Regions from separate parts of the Mus musculus genome. Here region 1 is linked to region 2. The links are chromatin loops, found by intact Hi-C in ENCODE. Cell type or tissue: heart. All regions are shown on one strand. Each heading gives the region's core, and the rest is flanking DNA. Links, peaks and the distances in the headings are about the cores only.

Region 1 (5,373 bases), core at 54-5,053, 1.1 Mb before region 2:
AGGAGGACTGTGAGTTCAAAACCATCTTGGCTATATAGCAAGATTTTATCAAACCCAAAATCTTTACAAGTTCTCTGGGCTGAGCATTATCTATTCTGTCTGTCTTATCTTTCTCACTCACACCCTGCCCTACCGTAGCATAACAGGTTGCTGTCTTCTTACCACAGATCTCTGCTCACCTCTGGGCAAAAACATATTCTATTTCCTTGTCTAGGAGAGCATTCTGCCCACTTTCCATAGGGCTTACTGTTAGGGTCCAAGAATTGCTGAAGGAAGACACCAGACTCAGATAGTATGCATAGGCAAAGAGTGTTTATTCTACATGCAAGGGTCAACCGTTCATCAAAATGGCAACCACTAGAGGGGCTTGTAAGCCCCTTTTTATGTAAGGCTAGGGGAAATTTCCAGAAGGATTAAGTAACCTCTAATATTATCAGTAGTGGCAAAGCAGTGACATTGGTACAATTCTGATTGGTTGCTAAGTTTGTTTCATTATAATTGGTGAGACCATGAAGAATTTTGGAAGCCAGCTCAGTTCCGGCCTTGTTATCTCCTCCAGCTAAGTGTCCTAGGAGGTGACTCAGATCCAGACTTATCCTCTGTAGGTCGGAGTCATCACTGACTAAAGATCCATTGTCAGTGGCTCCCTCTGAAGAGAACAGTATGTTACTGGGGGAATTGAAAATTTTTATTTCCAAGAGTATCAAGGTCCTTGACCTTTTCACATTACTTCTAACTGACTTAAACATCTTTGCAAGGAGGCCTGGTCACCTGCCTCAGATTGTATTCGCTCCAAGCAGAGACTGAGCTAGAAGTTGCCACCCAGGATATTAGAGCCTAATACCTGTGTAGGGAAGGGTGCTAGCAAGATTAGGCAGGAATAATTGTTAGTAGTAGAGGGCTGGTCAAGCCCCACTCAGGCCAAGCTCTGGAGACAGTGTTGAGTAGCAATGTGTCCTGAGGGTCAGTCGGATCTTTGTGTTTCTGTCTTGATTAGTTGTAAAATACAAGATGTCCTACAAAAGACATGGCTGGCACCTGGGGCCTATCAGCAGCTGAAGCAGAACCGGAAGCACCCAAAGGCTAGAGACTGTGGTCATATTTCTTCACTGAAGGTGGCTCTCTCTGGTCATCTATGCGTTCTCCACACCAGTAGCTCGAATTCTAACTCTGTCTGAGCTACCTCTCGTTCCTCTGTTTTCTTCACTACACCCGAAATTATCTAGTGTAGGATATGATCTAATTTATTTCACTTATTATTTGTTTTCTTCAGTGGAATGTCAGCCCTTTCTCTGTCCTGTCTGATTCTGTTATTACTGTAGCTAGAATTCTGTGTTCTGTGACACATGAACAAATGTCTAAGTACCCCAGATAGGGAATCAACAACACTCTAGAGATGCCACTAAAATCCAGTTTGGTGAACCAGTGAGTTTTATCAGGGTTACTTACAAGAGCATATAGGTAAGGGGTTATTTTCAGGAGCAGAAACGACCCAGAAGACAGTTATATCACCCCAGAGTTCACTTGAGCACAGGTGACAGCTCATGAAAGCTGGAAATCCGGAGCACAATGCACAGCCTGCAAACAGCTTCACAGGTTGGAGAGTGTCATCCTTAGGCAGTTGCCATGTGCTCTTCTAGGACACACAGCCAGCCTCTGCTTCTTCTAGGCACGGCCTTGCCTGATCTCGATTTCTTCCAGGCAGCCAAATAAGTCTGGGCTCCTCCCACGCAGCTGGAAGCTCAGCTTATCTGTCAGTCTCTCAGTCATTTTTATACTTCTACATGCTTAGGGAGGGGCCTAGACTATCCGGTCAGTTTCAGGAACTTCCTCAAGCTATTTTGAGTTGTTCACTTTCGGAGCACCAGAAGCTTCCCCGAGGCAGCAAAGTTTCACCTTCTCTTCGAACACCCTGTGAGCACCCTCTGTCTTACTGAGCTTCCCTCTCAGATGAACTCTTTTAACCTCAGAGAAAACTGCTACCCAACACTCAGAACCTTGTACTTTCTAAGTAAGAATTTTCCCGCTGGATTAGTTACCTTTTTCACTGCTGTGAAGCAAACTACCAGACTAAAGGCAACTGAAGGAAGGAAGGAAGGAAGGGGTTATTTTAGTTCAGGGTTTGTGGGTCAAGAACCCGTGGTTTGTGTGTACTGCAGTTTGGGTAATAGTAGTAACAGCGTGTGTGGGATGAAGGGCTGAAAAGGGAGCTGTGTGAAATTCTGACTGGGTTTCTCGATTATGGCCCTTAAAACATACTATCAGTGTCGTCCAGCCAAAACCCATCAGGAATTCACCTGCAGTTGGACAAGTGAGGTTGGCTGTGTGTTAGCAGAGGGTGCCTCGTGGAGAGGGAGCCATTTGGCATCTGGGTAACACAGCAACTGAAGGATAAGGGTTGGTGCTGGGTGATTTGGAGAAGGTTTAAGGAAAAAGAGCTTTTCTTCGGACAGGAAGTTGGCAGGAAATGGTGGTGTTGAGGGGCGGGCTGAGGTAAATAAAAAATTGTATATTCTAACTGGAGGAGAAAGCTGTAACTGGGGGTGGGGGTGGGGAGATAGTCACAATCTCCTGAACAGAAAAGTGTCCCATTGTGGTAGTTTGCACAATGTTAACAATCATAGAGTAGAATTATGCACAGGCTATGAGCGTTTGGATGATGGTACCAGTCGCAGCTCCCAGGGGGAGCTGCTTGTGAGTTTTTTTTTTTTTTCCACCTTTTAACAAGCCTGAAATTGGGGTGTGTCTTTCAAACAATGGCTTCTTAGGGTGGATGCGGTGCGATACTGTTTGAGGGGCAGGTGCTTGTGTTCTGCTACTGCTCAGCTCAATCCGTTTCCGGGAGAATTATTTGGCTTTTTAACCTTCACCAAGATCCTGTTTTTTGTTGTTGTTTTTGTTTTTGTTTTTTTAGGGTTCCTTCCGGGGTCACAGAATTATAACTGTGCGGCTTCACCAAGTACTACGGGAATCTGCGGCAGTGCTCGCGAGCTTACGGCGGCGTGGAGCACACGCGGCTGGGTTGCCCTAAGCAACCGGCGCGTCCCCGCCCGGCGGTCAGCTGATGGGCCGCCCGCGGGGGAGGCCGCGGCTCGAACATGGCGGCGGAGATCCACTCCAGGCCTCAGAGCAGCCGCCCGGTGCTGCTGAGCAAGATAGAGGGCCACCAGGACGCCGTCACCGCCGCGCTGCTCATCCCCAAGGAGGACGGCGTGATCACCGCTAGCGAGGACAGGTAGAGTCTGGGAGCACGCGGGGGCCGGGGCGTGAGGTGGTGACGACCACGAGGCGTGGGGATCGTGGGGTCCGCGATTCTGCCTCCCTTCTTGTTGTCACCCCGGACGGAGCGGCCACCCTCTCTCCCACGTCCCCGTAGTCCACCGAGATCCTGGTGCCGTCAGGCGGATCTGTCTTACTCCCCTAGTCTGGGACCTATCCCCCTCCGCGCGCCTTTAGTCTTGGGAACCCCAACAGCCCCAGACCGTCCCACTGCGCCCTTTCAGTCCGGAATCAGGTTCTCCAGCGCCCCCTTTATCACGGGACCCCGACCCAGACCCACAGACTCTTCTGTCCCTGGACCCCGTCCTATAGCACCATAAACCACTGACCAACCCTCCAGATCCCCTCCAGTCTCGGGACCCTGTTCCACAATTCATCTCCAGTCTGGGACCCTGATCCACAGGGCTCATCCCACTCAGGACCCACCCATTCTGGGACCCTGGACCTCACACGACCTCTCTAGTCCAAAGTCTTTCTTCAAAGGTCTTTAGTTCCGGACCTTCGCCACACCCTTCTAACCTGGGACCTAGTCCCTCCATCTCCCCATCCTGACAGAACCCCTGTTCCCACCGCTGGCTTGCAGTCCAGGGTTCCCAGTGCACACCCCTGCGAGTCGGTACTCCAGTCCTAGCTTCTAGCTAGCCTCTTGCCCCCGTTGCCGTCCTGTCCCGTGGTGCTGCTCCAACCTTTGCCTCCTGTGTCTTCCTGGCTGGGGCTTACCTGGTGCTCCAGAGTTCCTGTGTTCTCCTGGGACCGTTCCAAGTCCCAGAGGACTAGTAGCTAATTACCTTGGGACCTGGTGCGGCTGTTTATTCCTTACATGGAACCCCACGGGCATTCACCTCTTCCTTCTAATTTGTTTGGGGGCTGAGGTTAGGTTGTATACTTTCCTGTGCTTCTCCTGGCTTCAGGGTCAGTTGTTTGTTTGTTTGTTTGAACCATAGCTGCTAGAACTATCTGAACTCTTACTGACCAAAGAGTTTTCGATTTTTGTACAAAAAGTGATTAGTTAGTTCTTTAAAAGTCCAGATGCACTTATTTTAAAAGGAAAATTTATTTACAAATAAGTAATTTTATTTACAAGTAATTTAGCCCCACAAGTAGGAAACAGAAGGTCATTTACCACAAGACTAAAACAAGCCGTTATCAATGTTCCTATGTAGTTCTGCCGGTGGTCACTTGCCACACTTCAGAAAAGATTCATTTGGTCCAGTGACTTCATTTTACTCAAGAGGGAACCGGAACCACGAAGTGTTACTAGTTTCTCTGCGTCGTCCAGGAGTACTGAGGAAACATGGAACCCAGGACTTGTCATTTGCCCTCTGACTCTCAAGGCAGTATAAAGTGATTGGAGAAATAGCCCATGTTTTAAAATTGTAGCAAGTTTGAAACCTTAAAGGGTTAAAAAGGAGGTTGAGGGAAACAGTTTACTTGTCTTAAGAAGTGATAGGCCCAAACTGGAAGGGCTTTGGCCAGCACATCTACCTTTCTCTCTAAGCTGGAGGCAGAGGCCAGCCTTTTGTGTGGGTGAAAAGGAGGGCTGCCCTGTATGGGAAAGGGAAACTTGAAGCCCCCAGCTCCGGGCTGGGCCTTTGTGTTTGGCTTTTGAAGGAGCTTAGTTGGGGCCTTGTTTTCAGGTAGTGAGCTTGTTTTGTTCCTCCGGTTTACCTGTAACTGAGCTGGAGGTGGTGTGGGACTGCTAGTATCCTTGTCTGGCTGTGTGAAACAGAAGTGGTCAGGGGAGAGTGGGAACCTGAGACTGGAGAGAAGGGAATGTAAGCCAGGCAAATAGCAGAATAGTGGTATTTGTGTGATGCAAACAGAATTTAGACAACAGCTTATTAGAGTCAGCCAGCTTTATTTGGTAAAATATTTGATTTGTGACTCATGCACGTTGGGTACATTGCCGAATATCTGAGATTTCCTGGGTAGGAACAGTGCTAATAAAGATTTTATGGAAAATGATTACTAAGCTGCTTCTTGACACAGATGTTCAGGGGAGTCTTGGACCAGCCCAGTTTTTACTCCTGCTCAACTATCCTGCAGGATCCCGTCAGATGATAGGGCCACCAAGGAGTTGCTACTGAAGGCTTT
Region 2 (5,373 bases), core at 66-5,065:
TCTCAGCTCATACTACCTATCACCATGCCATAACAGCTTTCTGCCTAACATCTCCACTTTCGTGAATTTCTGCTCATCATACTAACCTCTTCAAAGGCTCAGCTAGTATAACATATGACAGTGCTATGAAAAAAATCAGTATTGATATGAAATTTTCAGAGCAGGGACTTTTAAGCACATCTTTGCACTTATTCTAAACAGTATACACAAAGGACAATACTTGCATACAGCTGGTATCCAATAAAAGTATTACAATTAGTTATATTACCTTTTGAAGTGTTTGAATAGATATCTATATCCCAATTCATGCATGGTTTTCTTGCTTCCTAAGAACTGAAAGATGTTTATTTAGTTTTTGGTTTTTTTGAGGCAGGGTCTAATTACGTCCTGGAATTACATAAAACAGGCTGGCCTCAAACCTACCTGCCTCTGCCTCCTAGGTGCTGGGATAAAAGGTGAGCCACCAAACCCAGCTTAGAGCTGAAATTTTTATGTTAAGTTACTGAGTAAAATATAAGCTACAATGAATACTTTAAAAAATTATGATGCTTACTGTAAATCAGAAAAGCCTATCACTGAGGGGTAAGTGGGGTGAGGTGGGTGTTGTGAGGTGGGGACGTCTAAATCACACCTTCAAATCCACATCCATATAAAAGATTGCTGCTTCTGAGCTTTAAGCACTCTAAAGGCGGGCCTGGGAATACTCCCTACCTATCTCATTCAGATACTCCACAATTTGAACTGAGATAACAATCTGGTGGGAAATATATTAAAATAAAAAAATATATTATTATAGTTGCTCAAAAAGCTCTGAAGCGCTTGTCCTATGTACATTTAATTTCAGCCTCAGAGCACAAATTGGACATCTAGGAAAAAAATCTCACATAATCCGTTCTTAAAAAGCAGCTCCCTGGATTTCCATGTAAATCATAATGCTTGTTAGAATCTTCAATCATCCAATACTTCACCTTTATTGCATGTAACATAGGTTGCAATCACCCATTTATCTACAAAATCCTTGGCATGTAGTCTAATCCCAGCCTGAGGGCACAGGGACAGATCAACCTATCCCTGTTATATCTCCCAGCACCTGCTAAGATGCCTGACATGACTCAATGAGAAGGCTCTCCGTGAACAATTAACTGAATCAGGAAGGCGCTAGTGTTATTCCCACACACAGTGTCCTTCAGTGTGTCCTTCTTTCTTTGCTTTCTCCAAGGAGGACATCTTGGGACTCACAGGGTACCAGTCACTCGGCCCAAATGTCCTACAAATCCAGTAACTGGACTCCAAAGATACCAGGTGACCCTCTCCTGTGGCCACACTGGAGTCAAGGCACTTTATGACAGAAGAATCAGAGCCTAAGTTAGAAAATACAATCAGCCTTCAACTCTACATGTGAGGGGTGCTCAGGGAGACACCAGAAAACGCACTCTCAAGTCCCAACACTTCCCTCTCTGTAATAAGCTTTGCATGCACTTCTAGGGGCAACTCAGCAGCACCCTTCAACAACACTCAGAGCCAAAGTGCGCATACAAAACAGCCTAAAACAAACAGGAAAAACAAAAACACCAAACTACAGCTCTGCAGAACCCCTAAGACCCAAAAGAACCTAGAAACCCAAAGCCACGGAAACCATTCAAACACCAACAGAGGGCTGTTGCTACTAAAGCCATCAGAGATTTGTTCTAGATTCAGACAGGCCCTCCTGGGGCTCAAGCTTCTCCTAGTAGCTCAGATCTGGGCTAAGTTAACGTGTCCACAGTGCAGGCTCTCTCGCTGTAAAACTGAGAATGTGCGACCGTCCCGGTGGACTAACAATGTAAACATAGCCATGCACAAAGTTCTTGGTGTGTGGCCTTTAAAAAAAGCTCAGTAAATGCCAGCTCTGTCATTCTAGGCAGTTATCAATCCCCCCTCTCTAGTTTCCACTGGATTCCCAAAAACTGTCCTGCCCTTTCTAAGTTGAGGGGCTCTATGTACAAGTGATCGGAATACCTGTTCTAGAACCAGAACGGACCATACAGTTGGATCTTCATCTGTGAAATCCCATCACGGGGATCACAAGTGACCCCCGGGGCTGCCTATGTATGCATCTCATGACTGACTCGTCCGAGACTAAAACGCACTTAGGAGGAGACACCAGAGGTTCCCCACGCCATTCCCACCGCCCGCACCCGCATTTCCTGTCCCACACCCGCAGTTTTCAGGGACCCTCTGGGCGCTGGTACCTCCCACGGACGCCGCGCGGCCGCGTGGAGCGGGACGACCCCACCCACGTGCCCGCGCCCGCGGAGGAGGCCGCGGTGCATCCTTCCTCCCGCGCCCGCAGCTCCACGCCGGCGGTTTCCCCGAATCCGCGAGGACGCCCTACTCGCCACTCACCCTCCACCAACCCCCGTTTCCCCGACCCTCGCCACGGCCCAGCACCCCGCGGCCCAGGAGTCCCCTCAGGCACCGGCGAGCGGCATGCACGCTCGCCGAGTGGGAGGAGGGAGGCCTGGCCGCCATCCCGCGACCCTCATCGCCTCACAACGGGCGCTGCGCGCACTCACCGCGGGCTCCGACCCACGCAGGCCTGGCTGCTCCTCAGAGCGGCTCCTGCCCAGCGCCACCTCCTCAGGACCCTGACGCAGCTGCTGGGGCCGCCCTGCGAGACGGGGACGACCGCCTGCTGCCGGCTCAGCCTCCCGCTCTGCCGCCGCCTCCTCGTCCGAGCCCGCGACCGCGGCCACAACCGCAGCGACGTTTCCCGGGCGCCGGCTGAGCAGCGTCTGTTGAGCCGCAGTCCTGGACGCGCACCCCGGGCTGGCGCTCGTTGCATATGCAAAGAGACCGCCGCCCATTGGCCCGCGGGCGGTGGCGCGTGCGGGGCTCGGCCTATCAAATGCCGGCCTGGGGAGCGCGGTGCTGGCGGCAGGGGCGGGGCGAGGTTACTATGGGTCATTCTGCGGAGCCGCCGACGGCTGGACCCGACTGGGGCCCTCGCAGGGCGGGGATTGAGCCCTTGGGGAGGGGAGCGGCGGGACGGACCCGCAGCTACAGCAGCTGCAGAGGGGAGCTGGGCAGGGGGCGCAGGGCGGGAAGACCTGAGGCGTCCAGGGTGCCCCCGCTGAGAACTGCAAAACCCGCCTTCACTGCTGCGATGCATAAATCTCAATATAAACGAAGAAATAACCTGCTTGTTTTTTTTTTTCCCCATTCTTCTCAGGACTGGGTTCGTTATCCTAGTTTGAACACGGATTTCTAGCAAATCTTGCAAAGAGAAAAAAAAAAAAATGACGTTTGAAAATGCTTGTGAAGGGGAAAGCTCAAAGCATGCCCTGTATTATTTCTCTTGCATGGGCTTCGTTTAATGCAGCGTGTATCCCGTTTACTCGTAAATCTTCGCATACCCACATTTCATGTTTGCAAAGGATGAAACTTTACTCAAAAATAATCTTTTATCAGCCGGGCGTGGTGGCGCACACCTCTAATCCCAGCACTCAGGAGGCAGAGGCAGGCGGATTTCTGAGTTCGAGGCCAGCCTGGTCTACAAAGTGAGTTCCAGGACAGCCAGGGATATACAGAGAAACCCTGTCTCGGAAAAAAAAAAAAAAAAAAAGCTTTATGAATCTTTATGACTGTGTGTGTTGTTTAGTTTGCCATTGTATAGATCCTCTTGGACACTACATCAGGATATAGGCATTTATTTTACAACTGCCTCCCCCCACTCAAAACATTCACCCAGCAAAACACAAATGACTAAATCAGCCACTGGAGTGTAATATTAGAAAGAGACTGTTCGTAGCAGAGTTGTTTTTTCTTAACCTAACCTATTATTTAGTTGGTCTGTGAACTTTTCTTTAAGTAGGTGAAAGGTCGAGTTGCTGTGCTAGCCTCAAGCTAAGGCAGAAAGAGGCTCACTTCCCAGGACAATCTTAAAAACTCCGAGGAGGCTGCCAGGACTTGAGCTAGGTGGAGCCATGATACACTCTACAAAGCCAGCTCACTCACTCACCTTGGGCCCCTAGCCAGTCTAATTGCCTGAAAGAACAGATAGTGTTTGACTCAAGCAGCCTGCTCCTACTAGGAATTTCACATTTCCCAAGGAAACCCTGCCAATAAAAGGAATGCAGAATTTCCAGTCTACAGAGGGATGAAGATGTGTACCTCAGAAGTGGTCATTCAGAACTGCAAACCTTGAGAAAAACTAAGCAACTTCAAGACAGCAAAACTAATAGTGAACCTTCCTCCCCAGTTAACAAACATAAAACACATGTGTAGAATTCCAGGGACATCTTTCTTCGTTATCTCTTTATAGGCTAAACAATATTTTATGGGCATGTATTTACATTTAACAGAAAATACTCTTGAGATTCAAATACTGAATTGGAATATTGTCTGCTGTTTAATACTAGTTAAACAGAAATTATTGTGCTTCTGTTCACTAGGCTTCTTTGTATGGTTGTTTAGTTCTTTGTGGGAGAGTGGGAGCCAAGATCTCATGTAGCTCAGACAGGCCTGGATTTTACTATGTAGATCAGGGTGGCCTAGAATTCACAGTGATTCTAGGATTACAGGTGTGATACACCTCTTTAGGCTTTGTTTACACCTGGAAACTCGTGCTTACACTAAGCCCACAGGCTAACCTTAAACTCCAGACAATCTTCCAACCTCACCTAGGTTTATTTATTGTCGTTGTTGTTTTGAAACAACAGGGTGTGATGACTCACAACTTTAATCTTAGTACTTGGAAGGCAGAGGCAGATAGATCTCTAAATTTGAGGCATGCCTAGCCTATTTAGTAAGGTCTAGGCCTGCCAGAAGCAGAAGATGGTGTTTTGTTGAGAGAGAGAGAGAGAGAGAGAGAGAGAGAGAGAGAGAGAGAGAGACTGGCAAGGTGACTCAGAGGATTATAGGTGCTTAGTGCGAAGCTTGATGACCTGAGTTCACCATGGGATACAAGTACACATGCACAAAATAAATATAATAAAAAGAAAAAGCAAAAACACATCTGGGCACAGTGATCCCAGCACTAGAGATGTTGCGGCTGGAGGGCTGCTGCTGTGACACTGGCCCTAGCTTGGGTTACGCAGTGAGTTGCAGGCCAGCTTAAACTCCAGAGTGAAACTCTGTCTCAGAATAACCAACCAAGACAAGGAAAGGAAAGGAAAGGAAAGGAAAGGAAAGGAAAGGAAAGGAAAGGAAAGGAAAGGAAAGGAAAGGCAAGGCAAGGCAAGGCAAAGCACATTTGCTTTTCTCTTAGAAAGGATTCAGTATGTGTTCAGAGTTTTGAGGGGTATTGAATTTTGATTACATTTCCCTTCTTTTTTGTAAAACTTCAAGTCAGAGACTATTAAGGGTCAACCACATGAAATCATGAACAGGAGT

The links. Peaks named below come from ENCODE experiments on the same cell type or tissue, not always from the same donor. Only the 100,000 strongest peaks of a DNase experiment are listed, where the experiment ranks them.
Region 1: a loop joins it to region 2, with 5 times the contacts of the local background. A loop is called at or near these places in 2 of 42 quality-filtered maps.

Annotation. Positions count from the first base shown.
Region 1 is chr1:79,759,426-79,764,798 of GRCm38, reverse strand. It overlaps Wdfy1 (WD repeat and FYVE domain containing 1), which reads left to right and starts at 3,030. Exons shown (of 12, transcript NM_001111279.1): 1 at 3,030-3,235. The coding sequence starts at 3,099. In heart, for the core only: no CTCF peak of the experiment used is centred there; DNase peaks (open chromatin) are centred at 3,068 and 3,888; H3K4me3 peaks cover 2,085 bases; H3K27ac peaks cover 2,314 bases.
Region 2 is chr1:78,655,286-78,660,658 of GRCm38, reverse strand. It overlaps Acsl3 (acyl-CoA synthetase long-chain family member 3), which reads right to left and starts at 2,834. Exons shown (of 15, transcript NM_001033606.2): 1 at 2,556-2,834. It overlaps Utp14b (UTP14B small subunit processome component), which reads right to left and starts at 2,834. Exons shown (of 3, transcript NM_001001981.3): 1 at 2,556-2,834. In heart, for the core only: no CTCF peak of the experiment used is centred there; DNase peaks (open chromatin) are centred at 2,858 and 3,948; H3K4me3 peaks cover 2,818 bases; H3K27ac peaks cover 3,142 bases.